2 separate regions of the Homo sapiens genome follow, and region 1 is linked to region 2. A link is a loop called in an ENCODE intact Hi-C map of the cell type or tissue named here. Cell type or tissue: endothelial cell of umbilical vein. All regions are shown on one strand. Each heading gives the region's core, and the rest is flanking DNA. Links, peaks and the distances in the headings are about the cores only. Region 1 holds the start of LINC03082 (long intergenic non-protein coding RNA 3082). Region 2 has its middle 55 kb from the start of LINC00399.

Region 1 (10,883 bases), core at 1,620-9,619, 780 kb before region 2:
GGGTCTCCCTCCCTCGCCCTGCCTTCTCCTTTTAAATGCAGCTCTCTCCTTCCTGGGCCAGGATGATGTGGAACCGTTGCATGCGAGGGTTTCTAAGGGGGCGTTGTGAGGAGTCATCATCAGCAACCAATACTGCCGTTCTCACCAGTGTGAAACAGGCAGCCCCACCCCAGGGGCAGGCCCTCTTCCCCTGTGCCCTGGCCTCCCTGGCTCCAGGCATCCTGACTCCAGCCGAGAGCCCCCACCCTTTGCTGAGCTCTGAGTCCTGTCCAGCTGAGCTCCCTGGGGGCCTGTGAGTTTCTGCCTCTTTTCCTGCAGCCTCCTGTGCACTGGCAGGTGGCATCTCTGCCACTCTCCTTAGAGATGAGCCTACACACTCATTTTCTCTTTTTTTCTCTGGACAAAGGAATAAGCTTTTGAAAAGCAAACTGACAGATGAGAGCAGTGAAATCCACTGAGTGGGCCGTGGAGAACAGCTGTGTTTGAGAGGCATCTCAGCGATGTGAATGAGGCCAGGAGGAGCCATGAAGACGGCACTGCCTGTGGGGCCCCCGATAAATGATGGCACTGAGCAATTGGCAGGACTGTGGGCATGGGAGGGGTCCCTAGGCCCCACCCCCCTCTGCTCCTGTTTGTGTAATTAACAGCCCGCTTCCTATCAGGTGCTCTGCCTTCAGTGCTCTCTGCTGCGGCTCTTACCAGCGAGGACTGGAGGGGCGGCTCCTTTACCTGCCCTGTCCTGGTTTTTGCTCCCGCCTGCCCCGTGAGCCAGGGGATGCACTCACAGCTGCTCTTTTTGATGTATAAAGTGTGTTTGAACATTATGCCAAATATCAAAATGTGAAGGACTAATCCAGGATGCAAAAACGTTATGGGGGGTTGTAAATACGAACTATACAACAGTTTAGGATGCAATTATGAGTGTAAACTGTGTGCCTTATTTATACTTCATTGTCTCCAGCTTCTCAGATAAAGTTTTGATGTGTTGTACAGTGGAATATCTTAGATACTTTTTGGAAAGTTTTTACATAAGTTATATCACAATTAAAATGTTGAATTTCAAAAAAAAAAAGAGGCATTCGTTTGAGATTGCCTGGGGTCCTGTGGTTTGCTGAATAAGACTCAGTGTGGGGAACTGTAGACTCTTCCTGAGAAGCTCAATTCCAAAAGGAAAAGGAAAATGCCGACTGGGATTCCCTGACAGGCATTGGTTAGCTGCTGTCTCTGTCCACTGATAACTGGAGCTTTCAGAAAGGCATCCTCTGCAGCCCAGCATCAGCTTCTCCGCCTGCTGTTCCCTCCGGGAGGCGGCCCGCACCTCAGAAGCAGACACCGTTGTGCCTGGGTCCGGTGGCGTCTGGCCAACAGGGGCTGGATGGGGGGCAACAGCAGCAGGAGGAGGACAGAGGAGGTGTTTACTCAGGGTCTCCTGTTAGGGTGCTGTGGGGTGTTGGGTTTCTCTGCTGGAAGCTGCAGCTCTGGTCACCACCTTCTCAAACTATAGGGCTGCCCACCGGGCATGGTGGCTCACGCCTGCAATCCCAGCACTTTGGGAGGCCGAGGTGGGTGGATCACCTGAGGTCGGGAGTTCGAGACCAGCCTGACCAACCTGGAGAAACCCCATCTCTACTAAAAATACACAATTAGCCGTGTATGGTGACACATGCCTGTAATCCCAGCTACTCGGGAGGCTGAAGCAGGAGAATCGCTTGAACCCGGGAGGTGGAGCCTCCTCCCATCTGCCCCCTCCCTTGGGCTTTCTGGAGGGATGGACAAAGTACAGTATTAAGGCTACTGCTTCTCTCTGTGCAAACAGCCCTCTTCCCATTTTAGGAAGGGAGTTGTCTATGCTGGAGAGACCCCCATGAACCAAGGAGCAGCTCAAAGCGAGCTTCCATGTCCTTCCAGGGGTCTGCGGATCTTCTGCTACTCTTTTAGCATCTCTGCTCTCCTCCCCTTCCCAGGCTCTGATAGAACCCTGAGGGCCTCACTTCCCTTGCTCCTGGACTTGCAACTAGGAATACATTTAAAAAGTCTCCTCCAGAGGAGCACAATTCCAGCTAAGCCGTTTGTTGTTGCTGTGAGCCGAGATCACGCCATTGCACTCCAGCCTGGGCAACAAGACTGAAACTCCACCTCAAACAAAACAAAACAAAACAAAACAAAACAAAACAAAACAAAACACTATGGGGCTGCCCTCCAGGGCCATGGATAAGACTTCTTCCCCCTCTCTGCAGCCCTGAGGCTGGTGACCCCTGGTTTAGTGGACTAAACATTACTGCTTTTCCTAAACTCTGCCCCTATCTTGGTAAAATGTCCCTTCATCCTAAGGTCCTTAATGTCAGCTGTTCGCTGCAGCATCCTGACTAATGCACAGCTGAGAGGCAGTCAGAAGCCAGCAACAATGAGGGTGATTTTAAAAGACCATGACGAATGTGTACACAGAATACTCAGTGGCCCCAATCCCATACAGGTGCTGAAGGTGGGCTACGAACTGCACACTAAGGTTCTGTAGGGAAATGAATTAGGATTGGTGGTAGATTTTCCACTGAATCTTCTTGTAATACAGTTCTCTAAGTGCTTCCCTGTACCCACAGTTCTAAATGATCTTCAGTGGAGCGTATTTGTCTGTGTGTGTGCGTGGGTGCCTTAATACTTCTGGAAGCATCCTCTTAACCCACTGTTTTCATTTATACACATATCACCTGTTTCATGGCTAGGACTTGGTAGGATTAGACATACATGGGCCAAAGGTAACTTCAGTCAGACCCTGTTTAATTATAAAATGGCAGAGTAAAATAGATCTAATATGTCAAGGGACACACCTTAAAGCTTATCCAGCCTGAAGAACATTAATGGTAAGTAGAAACAAGCGAACAAAGAAAACCTTTTGAAGTGGCAACAGAGGGGAGGGGTGGGTGCTGGCTCCTACTGAGTTGAGGACAGAGCCATTCCTCTCACTGATGTGCTTCTTCCCTGGAGGTGAGTGTGGGGTGCATGTGGGTGTGCGTGGGGTGGATCCCATGCTGGTGCCAGGACTGCCAAAGTGTGCGTTGGTGGGAAAGAGAAGGAAGGGAGAGCAGGATCCAGTGTCCATTGTGCTGATTTTTTGTGGACACAGAAATGAGAAGGCAGAGAAGATGTCCAAGTCTTCTGTAGGAGAGCTCACCCTCTCCTGGGTAGTTAAGGTCAACCACACTGCATCCGGATCCTGCCAGGAACTTGGAACGCCCAGAGGGCTGGCAGCGACGCAGTGCTGGACATTCCCACCCCACCCGGGCTGCTGCGCTGGGGGCAGCCGGATCCACAGAGATGCAGAAGATGTTGTGGGAAGAGACCATGGGAGAGCCACAGAAGCAGAAGCGCCTCCCTCCCCACTCCCTGCACACCCACCCCCTAAGCTGGGAGCGCCCAACATGCAGCCAGAAAAAAAAAAATCGTTGAAGGCCGGTTCACATCTACTGCCTAGAGAGCAAATCCTCACTGATGTCAATTTCACGTATATGGAAGTGAATATATTCACTTCCTAGGCTGCTGAAACGAAGTGCCACAAACTGCCTGGCTGAAAATAACAGGAATTTGTGTCTCACCATTCTGGAGGCTGGAATTCTACGATCAAGGTGATGTCAAGGCCAGACTGTCTCTGAGGCTCGGGGTAGAAGCTGTCCTGCCTCTTCCCGGTTTCCGGTGGGGCCAGCGGTGCTCGCGGATGCTCCTGCAGGCTTGTACATGCGTCGTCACAACCTCCGCCTTCAGCCACACCCCGTGTTCTTCTTGTGTGTCTCGGTCTTCACGTGGCGTGCCTCTTTTTTATAAGGACAGTGGTTTTATTGGATGCGGGGCCCACCCCATTCCAATGTGACCTCGTTCTAATTAATTACATCTGCAAGGACCTTATTTCCAAATAAGGTGACATTCTGAGGTCCTGGGGGTTAGGACTTCAACATCATTTTTGGAGAAAACCATTCGACCTTTGACAATGCCCAAGTAAAACGGTTTCATTTTTAGCGAGTGGACGTTCGAGTTCTCTATTTGAGGCATTTTTCTCAAGGATTTCTAACAATAGCTCACGTTATAGGTTGCGTTTATTTTTCACCATAATGATTTTTAAAATGTCAAAGCCTTGGCCCAACGACATGGGTGAGTTTGTTTTTATTGTTAGAAAGGATTCTATGCTGCTTTCAAATGTCTGCAGGTTTATTTTTAGCTGGACAGGAAGTGCATCTTACGCTTATGTTGGTTTGTAGGCTGCCCCCTTTTTTGGAGGAATGTTATTGTTAGAAAACCACGTTCAGTTTGGAGATGAGTTTGGATTGAGCACCACGCAAATCTAAGTTATAATTATACTACTCTCCGCTATAGATTTTCCAAAATAATCTTTCTGTTCATCAGAATTTGAAACCTTTCAAATAATGGTTCCGTTTGTTATTCACAATTTCACAGCCCAGCAGCTGCCTTTTATTTGTCTTTAAATGAAAGGTCAAGAGGTTTTGATGTAACCTGGGGTTGAATTGAAGGTAGCATGTCCATGTAGTGAGATGTAAAGTGAAAAATAAAAAAAAAAAAACATAAAAATGCTATGTCGTGACCACAAGATACCAGAATCATTCTTATTTGTTATGACTAAACATCCAGTTATTTCAAAGGGAGGGAAATAGTTCAATCCAGAGCTTACCTAAATTTTTCATTGTTTCAGCAAAGGGGCTTGTGATTTGGGGGAAGTTTAGTTCTTAAGTAGAGGACCTTTCCATCAGACAAGCTGCTTGTATTTGTTGCTGGTGCCACGGATAAGCTAGTATTTCAGAAGAGAGCAAGGTAATCCCATCCTAATGCCGTAATGAGGGTCACAGTGAGGTACGGGAAACGGTGGGACTTTCCACCTAAAAATATCTGCCAGCAGTTATATTGTCAGTTGGCTGTGATCTCCACCTCCAGCAGTGAACCTTCGGGGAGGAGGTTCTTTGACCTTCCTTGGTGTGATTGCCTGGGGAAAGTGATCATTTCATGGAATCGTGTCTGTTTCTCCATCCTCTTCTTTGAGGGACTTCTGAATGAATAAGGTATCACTCTCACACCCCAAACCAACACTTTAACCCTCTGTTGAAATACTATTTAAAGGATGGTTGCATGAGGATGGATTCTATTTTTGCCTGTGACCAAACACAATGAGTCTTAAAAAATAGCCTAGATTTCTTTCTGCTTTGCCTTGAGTGATGATTACAAACACCCCAGCCTTCCACGTTGGTAAGGGCCACTCTCAGGTTCACTAGTATATCTGATGGTGACCACTTACTAAGGTGCCTCCTGTGAGCCGGGCACATATCATGTGTGTGGCACGTCCCATCTCATTTACTCCTTACAACAGCCAGATGAGCTACAACACCCAGATGGTGCTCCCTATATCGCCTTTACAGAGAGGTGACATGGTGGTATGGAGGTAGCCAGGAAAAACCGCGCGGAGGCTCCGACCATCCATCTCTTTGCTTTAGGCCTGGGATCACTTGCAGATGAACCATCTGCCCCCTCCCTTGGGCTTTCTGGAGGGATGGACAAAGTACAGTATTAAGGCTACGCTTCTCTCTGTGCAAACAGCCCTCTTCCCATTTTAGGAAGGAAGCTCTTTATGCTGGAGAGACCCCCATGAACTAAGGAGCAGCTCAAAGCGAGCTTCCATGTCCTTCCAGGGGTCTGTGGATCTTCTGCTACTGCTTTAGCATCTCTGCTCTCCTCCCCTTCCCAGGCTCTGATAGAACCCTGAGGGCCTCACTTCCCTTGCTTCTGGACTTGCAACTAGGAATACATTTAAAAAGTCTCCTCCAGAGGAGCACAATTCCAGCTAAGCCAATCATCCATTCGAACCTTCATGTCTTGGGTTATCGGTTTTCTACTGCAAGGGACGCACCTCGTTCCTTGGAGGGTTACATGGGGTTTGTTGATGGTGTAATCAATTGCCCATGTGATTTGGAAAGACAAACTCGGCGGGTTGAAGCAGGATGTATCCTTCCACATTTTAATTGCTCCCAAGAATGATCAGATAATTGCCTTCCTTTGAAGGATCCATGAGAATGTGCTGAAGTGTCCCAGCAAAACAAAAGAGAGTCTCTGAGCGGCTTCTATTCTTGTCTGGCTCTGTTGACAGCGATTGAATGCTCTGGGGAAGAGAAAAGGCTGGCAGGGAGCCTGGGCCCAGAGGAACGTGAGGAGAGCTGGGCCCCCTCCGAGAGACGTTAGTGTGCTGTGCTCATTAGAAGGAGAATGTGCCACTTGTACTGCCTTCTGCTTACTGCCCCTCCTCCAGGGAGGACTTGTTGAAGGCATGAGAAAATATGAAGCCCGACCCCAGGGCTGGCAGCTGCCGCTGCACCGGAGAGCCTGCCTCCGGGAGCCAGGGACGGGCCGACCTGAGCACACACTTCCTTCCTAGCCTTGTTACAAACATTCCTGTGAGATGGGCAATTCTAAAAGGCTTGGCTGGCTTTAAATGGAGATTGTGAAAAGGCTTAAGCACTTTTGTGAAGTCAGATGTGACTCATCTCCTGCCTGTCCTTATGACCTGCTCGTCCAAACAAGTGGATGCATTGGTGAGAAAAGAAAAGGAAAGAAAAAGGAAAAAGGAAAGAAAAAGGAAAAAGAAAAGAAAATACAACCTCGGTATTTACTTTTTTGGTGGTTTCTATGCTTGATTGTCAAAATCCCTGTGGAGATTGGTCAAAGCAACAGTTTCTGGTGTGACCGGGGACCCTGGCTGCGTTCAGGTGCTGGTTTCTAATGGAGAAGATATTTCTTTTTGTGTCCAAGAGTCATGGGTTGGGTGGTCTGGGGGTGAGATGATGTCAGGGTTCAGGCCACAGGGTGTAAATGCAGAAGGACTTCGACATTGCGGACTCCAAAGTCCTACAGGCAGGCTGGGCACAGGCAGGCCCCAGCACAGTGCCTGAGACGGACCTCTGTGTCTTGAATGAGATCACCAGTCCTGGTGGGTATTTCAAGGTTGTTATAAAGTCAGGCAATGGGACCAAGACAGAAGCTTTGAGGACAGAAACAGTGGTTCTATGAGTAGTTCAGTAATGCAGAATCAGGGCCACAGGAAGCTCAGCTTCTGCAAGCTGGTGGCTGCCTCCGTAAAACATGGGTCTTTACAAGGCTCGTGGCCGCTGCAGTTATCTGGGGTGTGCACTGGCTTTTATTCTGATCACTTGTGAGTCTACCTGTCTCCCTGTGTATTTAGTTGCCCTTCTGTTGTAAAGGGTTTAGGGCTTGGGAAGGGCTGGATTCCTGCCCCCAAGTCCTCACCCCTCCCTTGGACTAGTGCCATTGGACTGTGCCTTGGTTGTGTCCATGGACAGTTGTGCATGTGAACAGGCTTGACCACGTGCCCGGTGCACCAAGACATAAGGGCACCAAGTGCATCTCCTCACACCTCTTGCTCTCCTGAGCTCTGTCAGGAGACAGTGTGTCTCAGGTGGCTTCCTGGCCGTGAGGCTGACAGGTGTGGAACACACCTGAACTGAGCCCAGCCGATCCACCCCTGCAGCAGAACTGCACCAGCCCCCTGCTGGCCTTCAATGCAAAAAATAAAGGCTGTAGACCCATGAAGGTTGTACAGGCAATCCTGACCTCAATGGCGGGGATGGGCTGGTGCCCTCCCCCGAAGTAGGAGGGACCTCACAGTCCGTGATGACGCATTTAGTTCAGAGAGGGTGAGGACTTGGCAGCAGCAATCCCATCCACCCCGCTGAGCCACCGAGACTGTAGCCGCCGAGATGTTCAGAATTCACTTTATTAATCAGCACAAATGGATGAATAGAGCATCTTCAGGTCCCAAAGAGTCCTGGGTGAGCCTGGGTTACATGGAGGGTCAGCTGGGAGGTCAGAGGGACCTCAAGATGCAGAGCTGAGCCTGTCAGGACAGGAGGGTCCTAGCTGTAGAGACTTCGACAGGAGAAGGAGAAGGCAGGGAGCCCGGCCAGTCGTGTTTTTCTCAAAGCCCACCAACAGCAAAAGCAACAGCAGCAGCAAAACCCACAGACCTCATCGTTCCCGCAGAGCTCCTTCCTGGAGTCCAGCCACCGCAACGCATTGCCTTCCTGTCATTTGGGTGGTGTGTGCCGCATTCATAGTCATCGTTGGGGGGCGTCTCAGGAACCCCCTCACATCGCTGTCCCTTTCAATTACCCCCCATTTGATCTCCCTCTTTGAAGTGGGGCTTTGAAAGCACATTGACAGCATCATGTGGGTGACTGGCCCCGCTCTTGTACAAAGGTTTAAGGAGATTAGCTCAGCCCCTGGATAAGATGGGTGAACTTCATTGCTCCTTGGCATCCAGGCATTAATCTGTTCTCAGAGCTGCTTCTTGAAGTGGGGAGTGCCTAGGAGACAGGCTGCAGACCTCAGATAGTGAGGCCCTTTGTAGGACACACACTCTCAATAGCACTCGGCCTCCACTGTGCACAACAAAAGACATTTTCCTGAATTATGGGAGGCAAAGTCCATTAAGTGCAAAACTACGGTGGAAAAATGGCTATCACGGTTTCCTGGGAGGTAGCCCCTGTGATTACAAATCCCACAAACTTTCATACATGAGAATTCAGCAATAAACCCTGAATTTCCTGGGGGGCTGTCTCTTGTTAGTTTTTGTCAATCACAGCCTTTTGGAGTTCAAATGGTCTTCCTTGTGCTATCTGTAGTACTTCACCACCTTACGGTGCCACGATGCTATCGTGGTCCATTTCTGAGCAAAACAGATACTCCACAAATGACGTAGGTTTCCATCCTTTTAAGTCTTATTCTAATGTTGGAGAACCTGCATGCACATGTTTTTAATATCTAAATGCCATGAGAAGAAAATGTACCGATGAATTGTGTTTCAAAGCTGTTTTCAAGTTTTTAAAAAATCCCTAAAGCGAAGCACTCTCTTGTGTAGACTAAGTTGGGAAGGGTGCTCGTCTTCCTGGACCAGTTCACACGGGCTAGATAAACCATAACCGCTGAGTTAGGATACCAAATACTGCAGGAACTAACCCCAGTACCGACGAAGCTTCTGTCTGCAGAAAAAGAGTTACACATATCCTCTGGGCATTAGGAAAACATCCTCCTTGTTTCCTTTAGATTCCAAAGTCTCTCCTAGTTTCCCTCCTCTTCCCTCCCACGGACTTTGAAGGGGGAATGGAAGTCAGGAGCTGTGGCTGCTAAGACACAGAGGGCAAAGCCCTGGGAACACAGGGCTTCCCCAGCAGCCCCAGCCCGGCTGAGTGGCACGATGGGGATGGGGGCTCTTGCAGGAGCTACTGCCGTGGAAAGAGAGATTCAAAATCGCCGGTTCTGATGGGCAGCGGGAAGCATGGCTCCCATGCTTATTTGGCAGGGGCTTCCCTGGAAGTGGGATTGGACGCATATGGGTTTTGTCAGCACCTTCTTGCTGAGCAGGGTCTGGTGAAGCTGTAGAAGCTGGGGACCTTAAGTCGGTGGCCCTTTGTCAGAGATTCTGAATGGCTACCCCTTTCAGCTGTGATCCACAGAAGGCAGTTCCCGGCTCCTGCTGGGCTCCAGCCCGAGGTCCCTGGGTCCTCCCTGAGTCAAACCTGGGCGGGGGTGTGCTCGCCTTCATGTTCCGCTCTGTTAGAAGGTTTCCAAAGCAGCGCTCTTTGTGTCCCTGGGTTGAAAAAATTCTTTCCTGGAAGAGCTGTTGCAGTTTTAACTTAAGCTTTCTTTTTCCCCTAAGACCCAACTGTGTGCCCACAGGACTGGACTGAGTGGGTGTCTGCAGCCAGCTCCCTGCGGAGTCTTTGTGACCAGTCCAGTTTACACTTGGCTTTCTATTTTCTCAGAAACTGTGGTCTCCCAGGAGTCACGCCAGCTCCGGGAAGGTATGAATTCTATGAATGCTGTGTGGGTCGGTGCCACCATGAACAGGGCATGCCCAGGCACGTCTCACCCCCATGGCTTCCTTAGGTTCACCTGCTTTCCACTGGCAATTTGATTTGGCTGACAGCTCAGGTGCTCTTTATAACTTCTGTGGGGAAAATTAGAACCCTTATCTCATCAATTACATGAGGGAGGGCTTTCTATCAGATACCTCACCCCTTTCACATGTTCTTTAAAAATATCAGCAGAGATGAGTGAAATACTATTAACAACTAGTGGCTCAATCTCATTGACACAGAATGTCCAGACCCCTGATTATTTTCTGTGATGAGTTGAACTGTGTCTCCCGAAAAGTTCATGTCCTAAACTGGGTACCTCTGAATGTGGCTTTATTTAAAAATAGAGTCATTGCAGGTATGATTAGATGAGGCCATATTAGAGTAGGGTGGATTGTAGCCCAATATAACTGCTGTCCTCATGAAAAGAAGAAAACATCGTATGAAGACAGAGATGCACAGGGAGGGCGCTGTGTGAAGATGATGGCAGAGGTTGCAGAGATGCTTAAAGAGCCAAGAACATCAAGGGCCGCCGGCACCACCAGAAGTCAGGAAAAGGCAAAGAGGGTTCCACTCAGAGTCTTGGAGCATGGCCTCCCGATGCCTTGATTTCAGACTTCTAGCCTGCAGGATGATAAGACAGTAAATTCCTGCAGTTTTAAGCCACCCAGTTTGTCCTATTTTCTTACTGAAGCCCTAGCAAATGAATATACCATTTGTTGTGCACACTCACCTAGACTGGTAGATCTTTTATCCCCGTTTGAAGATAAGAACACCAGCCTCAGAGAGGTTGAGCAGTCTATTCAGCATCACACAGCTTTCCTGGAGCTCGAAGTGGTGCTTGGGCTGGTTGCCGTAGTTCTGGTCTCATCGTTTTGTTTGTTTTCTGCTTTTACCAAAAGGTACATTCCCCTGGTCTGTGAAGCAGGCGATGGAAAGGACCAACAAAGTGATTCAACAAAG
Region 2 (10,883 bases), core at 1,351-9,350:
TTGGTGCAAAAGTAATTGCAGTGTTTGCCATTACCTTCAACAGTAAAAACCGCAATAACTTTTGCACCAACCTATAATACATGTCTTCAAAAACTGATGAGCAGAATCTCTGAACTCAGCCAAACACAGAAGGATCCTAGGGTATGGGTGATTGTTGAAATACATGCTGCAAAATATTCCTCTTAAAAGCCTCACTCTGTAATCTGAAACTTCTAATATTCTGGCTGTCTTTGAGTGTGGTAAGCTCATATTTTGAGGTCAATAATTCGTATTCCCTTTAAATAACACCAGTTGTTTGCCTCTGGACAATGATAATCTTTAACGTGGGAAGATTTAATCCTAATTGCAAGAGGTCTTACAGACAGAAGTGACTTCCAAAAACACAGACCAATATTTCCTGGAATAAAATTCCAGATATTAACAGGCTTTATTATGGCGGCCTACATCAGTGTGTCAATGCATAAGAACATAAGCTGAAAAAAAAAATTGGCTCAGATCATAAAAATAAAGCTTAACAGTTGGATTCAACATCTCTTATCATCTACCACTCCCCACAGACATCTCATCTCTGAATCCCGATCCGTTATTCTTGAGCTAGGTACACACATTCAATACTCTGTAGCCCAAGGCAATGCCTACAATCTAAGTTCTAGGGCAGAGACTACCATATTCAGTTTTTTTATTGTTTCTCCAAGTCAATTATTTCTTAGAAATGTATTAAATTTTCTCATGCCAGATTTTATGTGATTTAATTATGGAACACTAGAGAAAATCAGGGATTTAAAAGAATTTTTCATGCCTCTCAGCCATGATCCAAGGTGACTGGTTGTACGTGGTAAAGGATAGCATCTACTCAGTCCCCGCGATTTGAAGACATATGTAACCAGCACTTGCCACCTTATCATTATACTCTAGAAGGCCATCAACCAAGACTTCATTCCGGATGTCCTAGCTCTCAGAGAACATCCCTTTCGACCCAATTGTATTGTCTGTTCATACTCTATTATTACAGTAAATGTGAGTGAACAGCAGTGTATTGACTTTTAATTATGTATAGTATATTTTTAAAATTTGTAATTACTATTCCTTTATACGTCTCTAAAAATCTTGTAATTATGATGCTAAACACTATCACACCATTGGAAATGGCAGAACTGTTCAGATTTGCCAATATCTGGGTGATTACTCTTGCTTGCAAAGGTTTTTAGAGAAGTAATAATTATGTGCTTAGCATTTAAGCTATTTCTCCAAGTTTACAATTATTATTCTTTCTTTCTGCAGAGAGCACTGTGACTTACAAAGAGTAAGAAAACTAGAAACTTTTGTTTGGTTTGCCAATGTATTGGCAGCATGATTGGGACAGAATCCAGGTCGTGCCCCAGGAGAAAGCTATTCGTGACACCATCTCTTCGCACCCTGAAAACATATTTATTAATTCAGTGTTTGACGTGTGTTTGTAATTACTGATGTGTATTTATGGGTTTCAGGTGATTTTTTTAAATCTTAGAATCTCTGCCCCTTATTGAGGGTGGTCTTAAGGTAATAGGACATTTACTGAAACAACCTTCTGTACCAAACATGATGCCTTCTTTTACCTCCGTGGCTTCCAGCTTCAACCTGTACTCCATGTTCCTTCCAGACTCTGTGCTCCATCCACAGCAAACATTGCAGCTTGCTAAGCAGCCTGTGCTGTTGCTTCTGGGCCTTTGCATCGGATGTGGTCCCTGCTTAACAGACCTTCCCTAGCTCTTTGCCTGCACACAATATTCAGCTCACCCTTCAATTCAACGCAGCTAACTCACCTTTTCTTCTCTAACAGCCTCATCCCCTCCCCTAGAGACTTATCCACTTCTCTTTGTGCTACACTGGTATACTAGGCATTTCTGTCATTTTTTTTCCTGTATAACATCCTCTGAATGTAGCATCTATTTAGTAATTATCCTATTTGAGGATGGAACTGTCTTTAAAAGAATCTTCAAGATATATACAACCAAAAATGGCAAACAGAGTAACACCTACACAAGTTTGGTACAGTGCCAGAAACACATGCTTTATTTTTCTGGACAAATTAAAGAAATTCACCTTTGGTCACGTCCACTTCTATATTTGGACATTTTCATGTGGTTTCTGGGTACTTCTCTCTTCTTCATTCCTCTTGTTTTTTTTCCTGGCTTATTTTTACATTAGTAGTTCAATTTTTAAAGTTCCTGAAACAAATGCAAAAAGTTGGTATGGTATTATTCAAAGTATAAGATCAATTTGTAGATCTTAGGAAATTCTAATTCTATGAGTCACTTTACTTCTTCTGTATGGGTCTCCTTTTATTCACTTAAACTGTTAATGTAACAAGAATTTATCTACTGAGTGATTGCACCAAGCACCCTGTCCTTATTCCTTGCAGGGAAATAGTAGGAGTGAAGAATCTCCTTAGTCATTATTTTAAAGTATTTTTTTCAAGTCAGTGAAACTACAACAGTAATGACAAAGTTAAAAGCATTTAGATTACAACTTCAAACAGTGATTATATCTCAAACATGTGCTATTAAAAAATCTTCGGGAGTTAGAATGTGATAAGATTTGTCATTCATTTTCACAGATATTTGGAAGATATTTCAAATAATAAATTTTGCTACTAAGTGGTAATTTAATTGTGCATTTAGACTCAAATTTCTCTGGACAAACATCCTACTTAAATTTTTCTTACCCATAGTAGATTTTATTCGAACGAGAGTAAACACTTTAAAAGCTTTGATGGAAGAATTAGTAAGTACCAATGACTCATAGTTCATCTAGCATTTTTCTTCCCTCATGCATTTTGATGACCATTTAATGGGTTACACCACCAAAACAGCTCCATTAAAAATTTTCAAGCCAGAATAAGAAGGTAAAATTAACCCACAGTTTTTCAGGTAGATCCATGAATTAAGACAACTACAGGAAACATCAATGGGTAAAAAAAAATGTATTCTCTTTTTATAAGTTTATAATAATTATTTATTAGGATCACTGTCCTTCAAAGTTCTAAATTTAATTGAAGAAAACTTGTTAATGCTTATAGAAGAGTCACTTTGTTAAATTTATCATGTTTGTATATTAATTGCTGATACGTGAGATAAATCTAAACATGATATAATCAGTCATAATATTTGATTTTTAAATTGGCAATTACATTTCTTGATTATTGATTTAGAAGAATTTTCTTTTTTTCTTTCTTTCTTTCTTCTTTCTTTCTTTCTTTTTCTTTCCTTCCTTCCTTCCTTCTTTCTTTCTTTCTTTTTCTTTCTTTCTCTTTCTTTCTTTCTCTTTCTTTCTTTCTTTCTTTCTTTCTTTCTTTCTTTCTTTCTTTCTTTCTTTCCCTTCCTTCCTTCCTTCCTTCTTTCTTTTCTTTTCTTTTCTTTTCTTTTCTTTTCTTTTCTTTTCTTTTCTTTTCTTTTCTTTTCTTTTCTTTTCTTTCTTTTCGGATCTCACTCTGTTGCCCAAGCTGGAATGCAGTGGCACAGTCATGGCTCATTGCAGCCTTGACCTCTCAGACTAAACTGGCCCTCCCACCTCAACCTCCCAAGTAGCTGAGACTACAGGCATGAGCCACCAGGCCCAGCTATTTTTTTAATTATTATTATTTGTAGGAGTGAGGTCTCACTATGTTGCCCAGGCTGGTCTTGAACTTTTGGGTTCAAGCAATCCGCCCGCTGCAGTCTCCCAAAGAGCTGAGATTATAGGCATGAGCCACCATGCCTGACCTAGAAAAATTTTCAATATGTTACAGAATGTTTATCAATCTGGTAGTGCTATTAAAATAGGGTCTTGGAAATACCCTTCTGGCAGCAGAGAGCAGATCTGGTGGCAGGGAATATGACCAACTCACAGAAAGGGCACAAGCAAGGAAACAGTGTGAGGTGGTAGCAAGAGTGATGAAGAGAACAAGGCAGATTCAACAAGTGCATGGAAGTAAAATCAGCAGAACTTGATAGATCTGTTAGCTATGCAGAAGAAGAGAAAAGAAAGAAAGTGAAAGATGGCTTGGTCAATTCTATCCCAGGTCTTTCCAGAAAGGAATTCAGGGAGGACCTGGTTTGGGAAAGGCCAAAGGTGGGAGCAATGATGAAACGGGTGTAATCCATGGTCAGAGACTCTGAAAGAGGGCATCACTTTAAAACACATAAGTAATTTTTAAAAATCCTAATTATTATATCACCAGTGAACTTGGTGAAAAAAAGAATTGGGAAGGCTGATAATAAAATGCTTTTTCTAAAGGGATCTCTCTGAAGAATTCAGTTTTATTATTTCAATAGGTTTTGGTGAAACAGGTGGTGTTTGGTTACATGAATAAGTTCTTTAGTGTTGATTTCTGAAATTTTGGTGCACCCATCACCCTAGCAGTGTACACTGTACCCAATGTGTAGTCTTTTATCCCTCATCCCCCTCCAACCCTTTCCCCTGAGTCCCCAAAGTCCATTGTAAAATTCTTATGCCTTTGCATCTTTATAGCTTAGCTCCCACTTATGAGTGGGAACATATGATGTTTAGTTTTCCATTCCTGAGTTACTTCACTTAGAATAATGGTCTCCAATTCCACCCAGGTTGCTGCGAATGCCATTATCTCATTCCTTTTCAAGGCTGAGTAGTATTCCATGTGTCTATGTGTATGTGTATATATATATATATACACACACATATAGATATAGATATATATACATGTGATATATAGGTATATATCAGATTTTCTTTATCCACTCATTGATTAGTGGGCATCTGGCTGGTTGTATATTTTTGCAATTTCAAATTGTGCTGCTATAAACTTGCACGTGCAGGTATCTTTTTCACACAATGACTTCTTTTCCTCCGGGTAGATACACAAGAGTATGGGATTGCTGGATCAAATGATAGATCTACTTTTAGTTCTTTAAGGAATCTCCACACTGTTTTCCATAGTTGTTGTATTATGTTGGTGCAAAAGTAATTGCAGCTTTTGCCATTAAAAGTAATGAGTAATGAGCCTACCCTTTAATCTGCCATGGAGAATGATGATCACAATAAGAGACTTAATATTTATTCTGTGCTTCCCAGGTGTCAGGCATTATATGCTGTTCTATGTCTTATCTCAGCCATTGAGAAGTCCTATCAGGCAGGGCTGATTGTCCCCACTTACAAAAGGGTGAGATCTAGCTCCGAGAGGATTCATGATATGCCACAGGACTGACAGCCAGGAGTAACTTTCAGGACTGCTCTGAACAGGCAACCCTAGGGAGAACTGCATGAGCCCACAATCTGGGATCAATGAGCAGATAAGAGAGATGAGAGAGGACAAAGCTGCTCCTCTGCTCCTTTTTCCCCCCAACTTTCTCCTTTAAGATCCATCTTTAGGGGCAGCAGGGAGAACAAATGGGTGCAATGGGAAGTGGGGTCCCGGAGCTCAGAGGCAATAAGAGCAGCTGACGTGCATGGGGCTGAGGTTCCAGGTAGAGCTGGATTTTACTCCAAAGTGTGCAGAACCCAATTTCAACTATCTTTGAAGAATCACAAAGAAAGTGAAAGGGCAAAGCCACGAGTCCTGGAAACCTCAAATAGTCATACTTGATGGTATTTTCTGGTAAACCTGTGGAATGGACTATTGTGCTACAGACTTATAAGCCCTTTAGAAAAAGCAGTCATGATTTTCAGGAGTCAGCATGGCTTCACTAACAGCGAGTCACACCTCATTTGCTTTCTGACATTTGACTGGACTGGCAGCTTGGAAGATGACATAGATGTGGGGTAGCTGGGTTCCATCAAAGCATGTGACAGAGTTCTGTTTAATATGTTCACGGAAGCACAGCAGGATGACATGAATGGACTGATAGCAAAATCGGATGCAACGTAAAGCAGTGAATAACTATTTTTTTAAAAAGTGGTGATTAATGTACTGATATCAGCCTGAAAGGAAGTCATTAGCAGTAAGCCAAAAGGTTCTGATACGATTAAATCCAGTCAAATGCTTTTATCATTCACTTACTTGAAGGCATGGAAAACATGCTTCTCAAATAAGTGGGTAATCTAATGATTGTGGGAATGTCTACTACAGCAAATGACTGTATCAAGATTTAAATAATCTAGGGATGCCAGTATGAAGCACAAAAGAAGGTGTTGGAAATTTCTTTCTGAGAAATCCTTTGAAACAAGATAGATCCCTCATCAAGCCAGAGCTGGTAAGAATTTCTGCTTTTGACTTGTATTTAATTTTGAATTGAATTTGGTGAATAAAATTTGGCTTCTTTTCCTCCTCCTGTAGAAACTAACTCCAAAATAAGAAGCAAAACAAACAAATGAACTTCATCTTTAATTTTTAAAAAAGAAAAATAAAAATGAAGGAAAGAAAGAATAAAACAGAAGCCTAGCCTCTCAAAAGCAGTGACAATCAAACATGGAAACCCTCGAGGGTGGACACCTATGGTCCCAGACCTCAGAAAAGGCCATCAAAGTCCACTTGTTCAAGGTAGATGGCAGCCATGCAGGTTAGATCTAAACTCGGGTCACAGGATGGGGATGAGTTCTGCCCGGCCCTGAGAGCGTCCCCAGAGTTCGTCTGGCTCTGAGAGAAAGTTGAGGAAAAGTGGCTGAGAGAGCACCGTGCCAAAGTGTCTTCAGAAGGTTGTCCTTGGTGACAACATGAGGCAGGTGGTGAGGCAAGGAGAAGTTCCACTGGGAGTCCCCCGAATGTTGATCCTGCTTGGATGAAAGGAAATGAGAGTCCAGAAGCTCATCTGCACTCCATAGTCCTGAGTCATTCTGAGAATTCCTAACATCCTGAAGCACACGCTGCCCCAGGTCCCACATGGACTTCCTACAGATAGTCAATATGTGGAGAGCTTGTCTTGTTCAAACATGAGAAATATTCGAGAAATAATTTAAAAGGAATAAGCAAAATATACAAAGATTGTACAATTCTACAAATGGGAAGAAAGAACAGAGAAATTAATTTCTAATGCAGACAAAAACCTGCATTAGAAAAACGCTACCACAAAGAGAGATTATGATCCAACCTATCTTCACAAATTACCAACAAAATGAAACCATCATCTGTATAAACAAAACACGCAGCAGAAACACATTAGTTCATGGGTGATATATTGGGACCTCAGAAGAATGTGCTATGTGAGCTGGTGTAGCTCAGGAAAAAATGTGAAAAATATAAATGCACAGGAAAAAATGATAGCTAAATGGGAAGCAGCACTAAGGAGAAATACTATGAAAATACAGCTCTGCACATAATGGACTGTACTGAGAAAAACACTCAAAATATAAAGAAAATGAGCAAAGAGTTAATGGGATTACAGTGAAAAACAGTAGTTATGGAACAAGGCAAGTAAAATCTAGAAAGTGTGATGGATTTACCTAAGTAGGGTGTATTAGTCAGGGTTCTCTAGAAGGACAGAACTAATAGGATATATATATATACACACACACTATATATATACACATACACATATATATGTGTGTATATACATATATACATATAAATACATATACATATACACACATATATAGTATAGGATATATATATATAGTGTGTATATATATATATACTTATAGGATATATATATATAGTGTGTATATATATATACTAATAGGATATATATATACACTAATAGGATATATATATACACTAATGGGATACATAATATATATACTAATAGGATATATACTATATATATACTAATAGGATATATACTATATATATACTAATAGGATATATATAATATATATACTAATAGGATATATATTATATATATACTAATAGGATATATATTATATATATACTAATAGGATATATATTATATATATACTAATAGGATATATACTATATACTAATAGGATATATACTATATATATACTAATAGGATATATACTATATATATACTAATAGGATATATACTATATGCTAATAGGATATATACTATATATATACTAATAGGATATATACTATATATATACTAATAGGATATATACTATATATATACTAATAGGATATATATTATATATATACTATTAGGATATATATATATATACTAATAGGATATATATATACTAATAGGATATATATATATATTAATAGGATATATATTATATATATACTAATAGGATATATATTATATATATACTAATAGGATATATATATATACTGATAGGATATATATATATACTATTAGGAGATATCTATATCTATATCTATATCTATATATATATGTAGTGGAGTTTATTAAGTATTAACTCACATGATCACAAGGTCTCACAATAGGCCGTCTACAAGCTGAGGAGCAAGGAAGCCCAGTCTGAGTCCCCAAACTGAAGAACTTGAGAGTTCTGTGTTAGAGGGCAGGAAGCATCCAGCACAGCAGAAAGATGTAGGCTGGGAGCCTAGGCCAGGAGCCTAGGCCAATCTAGCCTTTTTGCATTTTTCTGACTGCTTAATATCCTGCCCATGCTGGCAGCTGATTAGATGGTGCCCACCCAGATTAAGGGTGGGTCTGACTTTCCCAGCCCATTGACTCAAATGTTCATTTCTTTTTTTTTTTTTTTTATTTTTTTTTTTGAGACGGAGTCTCGCTCTGTCGCCCAGGCTGGAGTGCAGTGGCGGGATCTCGGCTCACTGCAAGCTGCGCCTCCCGGGTTCACGCCATTCTCCTGCCTCAGCCTCCCAAGTAGCTGGGACTACAGGCGCCCGCCACTACGCCCGGCTAATTTTTTGTATTTTTAGTAGAGACGGGGTTTCACCGTTTTAGCCGGGATGGTCTCGATCTCCTGACCTCGTGATCCGCCCGCCTCGGCCTCCCAAAGTGCTGGGATTACAGGCGTGAGCCACCGCGCCCGGCCTCAAATGTTCATTTCTTTTGGCAACATCCTCACAGACACACCCAGGATCAATACTTTGCATCCTTCAGTCCATTCAAATTGACACTCAGTATTAACCATCACATAGGGTATCAAAATAACAAAAGAGTAAAATATTCAAAAAACATTATTTTAAAAAACTTCAAAAAACAAATATTTACATTTCCAGTTTGAGAGGGTATCTTATGTCCCGAGGAAAATCCATGTAGAAAAGACAACCATAAGACATAGCTAGTAAACTTTCTGAACCTTAAAGGACCCTGAGGTTAGAAGATGTATTTGTTTGCCATTGCTACTGTAGAAAAATACACAAACTTAGTAACTGAAAATACTGCAAATTTATGATCTCACAGTTCTGGAGATTGGCAGTCCAATTAGTCTTCTGGGGCTGAAATCAGGGTGCTGACACACTTGCATTCCTCCTGCAGGCTCTAGAGGGGATCCACCTCCTCACCTTGCCCAGCACCTATACTTCCTTCCTCACGGCTCCTCCCTCCACCTTTAAAACCAGCCTCATGGCATCTGCAAATCTGTCTGACCTCTGCTTCTGTCCTCACAGCTCTTTTTCTGCCTCTAGTGCTCCTGCCTTTTTCTTACCAAGGCCCTTAAACACACCCGGATAATTCATAATCATCTTCCCACTCCAATATCAGTAAATTAATCCCATCTGTAGAGTCCCTTGCTACCATTTTAAGGTAGCATATCCACAGTTTTCAGGGATTAGGTGAAGCACATCTTGGAGAGAGGGTGGCATTATTCTGCCAACCATAAAAGGCAAATGAAAAGTTCGTCTAGAAGGTAGAAGGAAAGAAAAACTAAACTTCTGTAGATTTTTCCACAGTGGCAGGGAAATAATGGAAAATATTTGTATTCATTATTTGTTGCTGCCTAACAAATTACTCAAAAACTTAGTGTCAACAACACACCAAAAACGACATATTATCCATATCTTTTCTGCAGATGAAGAATTTGGGAGCAGTTTAAGGGCAGTTCTGGCTCAGGGTGCCTAGTGAGGTTGCCATCAGAATGGCAGCTGGGACTCCAGGCATCTGAGGCTGCCTGGGCCAGAGGGTCTGTGTCCAAGGTGCCTTCTCACAGGATGGAAGGCAGTGCCGGCATCGGTGAGGCTGCTTGGGCGTCTTCTACAGTCGCAGTACGGCAATTGGCTTCCTCCAGAATGAGACCCAAGAGAACAAGAGGCAGGCCTTGAAACTCATGTCATCATTTCTGTCCTGCCCTGTTTGTTAGAAGTGAGGCTCAATGGACCTCACACTGCATTTGTATCAAATGCCCACAAGAGGCAAATCTATAGATGCAGAAAGTAGATTTGTGGGTAGCTTAAGGCTGGAGAGGGGACTGGCAGGGCTGAGAGATGACAGAAGGTGTGGGTTTCTTTGGGGATAATGAAAATGTTCTGAGTGTGGTCATGGTGGTACATTTCTGTAAATATATAAATTTGAAAAACAGTGAATGTGCACTGTAAATTTTATGGTATATGTAGTGTATATGAACTCTATCTCAATAAGGCTGTTACCAAAAATACATACGTATTTAATGAAGTATACTATATAAAGTTACAGGTAAAGTTAGTCTGAAAACTAAAAAAAAAATTCAGATCAACAGAAAAAATAAATAGAAGACATGTAGTGAAATATTATGTAGTGTAAGATTTATAATAGCAAAAAATATACATAAAACGCTAGAACACAAAGAAAGCTTTCCATGTAAAAGTGATCAATATATCTGACATCCTCTTAACTAGTAAAGGAAAAAGACTCAGCTTGATTGGGAGAATCACTTCAGGATGTGTACACGTATCAAGTCATCATGTTGTGCACCTTAAATATATGCCATGTTTATTTGTCAATCACGCCCCAATAAAACTGGGAAAAAAACAAAGCAAGAAATCGGCACATATATATTTAAGAGACAAACTAAAAAGTTGTAATTCAGAAATATTTAAGTTAACATGATGAGAATGGCATACTATGAAAATGCCAAGAATGTAAAGGGTC

The links. Hi-C counts contacts between places; a loop is a spot of excess contacts. Peaks named below come from ENCODE experiments on the same cell type or tissue, not always from the same donor. Only the 100,000 strongest peaks of a DNase experiment are listed, where the experiment ranks them.
Region 1: it touches region 2 in a loop (6-fold over the local background); 4 of 110 quality-filtered maps call a loop at or near these places.

The regions. Positions count from the first base shown.
Region 1 is chr13:110,122,114-110,132,996 of GRCh38, reverse strand. LINC03082 (long intergenic non-protein coding RNA 3082) reads left to right here and starts at 3,861. Exons shown (of 3, transcript NR_187462.1): 1 at 3,861-4,140. It overlaps LINC03032 (long intergenic non-protein coding RNA 3032), which reads right to left. Exons shown (of 3, transcript NR_148221.1): 2 at 10,654-10,837; 3 at 7,763-10,544. LOC101927712 (a long non-coding RNA gene) reads left to right here. Exons shown (of 3, transcript XR_931726.3): 3 at 407-1,035. RefSeq lists enhancers at 5,283-6,090, 6,091-6,899, 9,412-10,611. In endothelial cell of umbilical vein, for the core only: no CTCF peak of the experiment used is centred there; a DNase peak (open chromatin) is centred at 6,386; H3K27ac peaks cover 3,482 bases.
Region 2 is chr13:109,340,605-109,351,487 of GRCh38, reverse strand. No RefSeq gene overlaps it. Among named protein-coding and RNA genes, the nearest start is that of LINC00399, 55 kb to the left of the region's middle. RefSeq lists an enhancer at 1,506-2,705. In endothelial cell of umbilical vein, for the core only: no CTCF peak of the experiment used is centred there; DNase peaks (open chromatin) are centred at 2,517, 5,797 and 6,747; H3K27ac peaks cover 3,512 bases.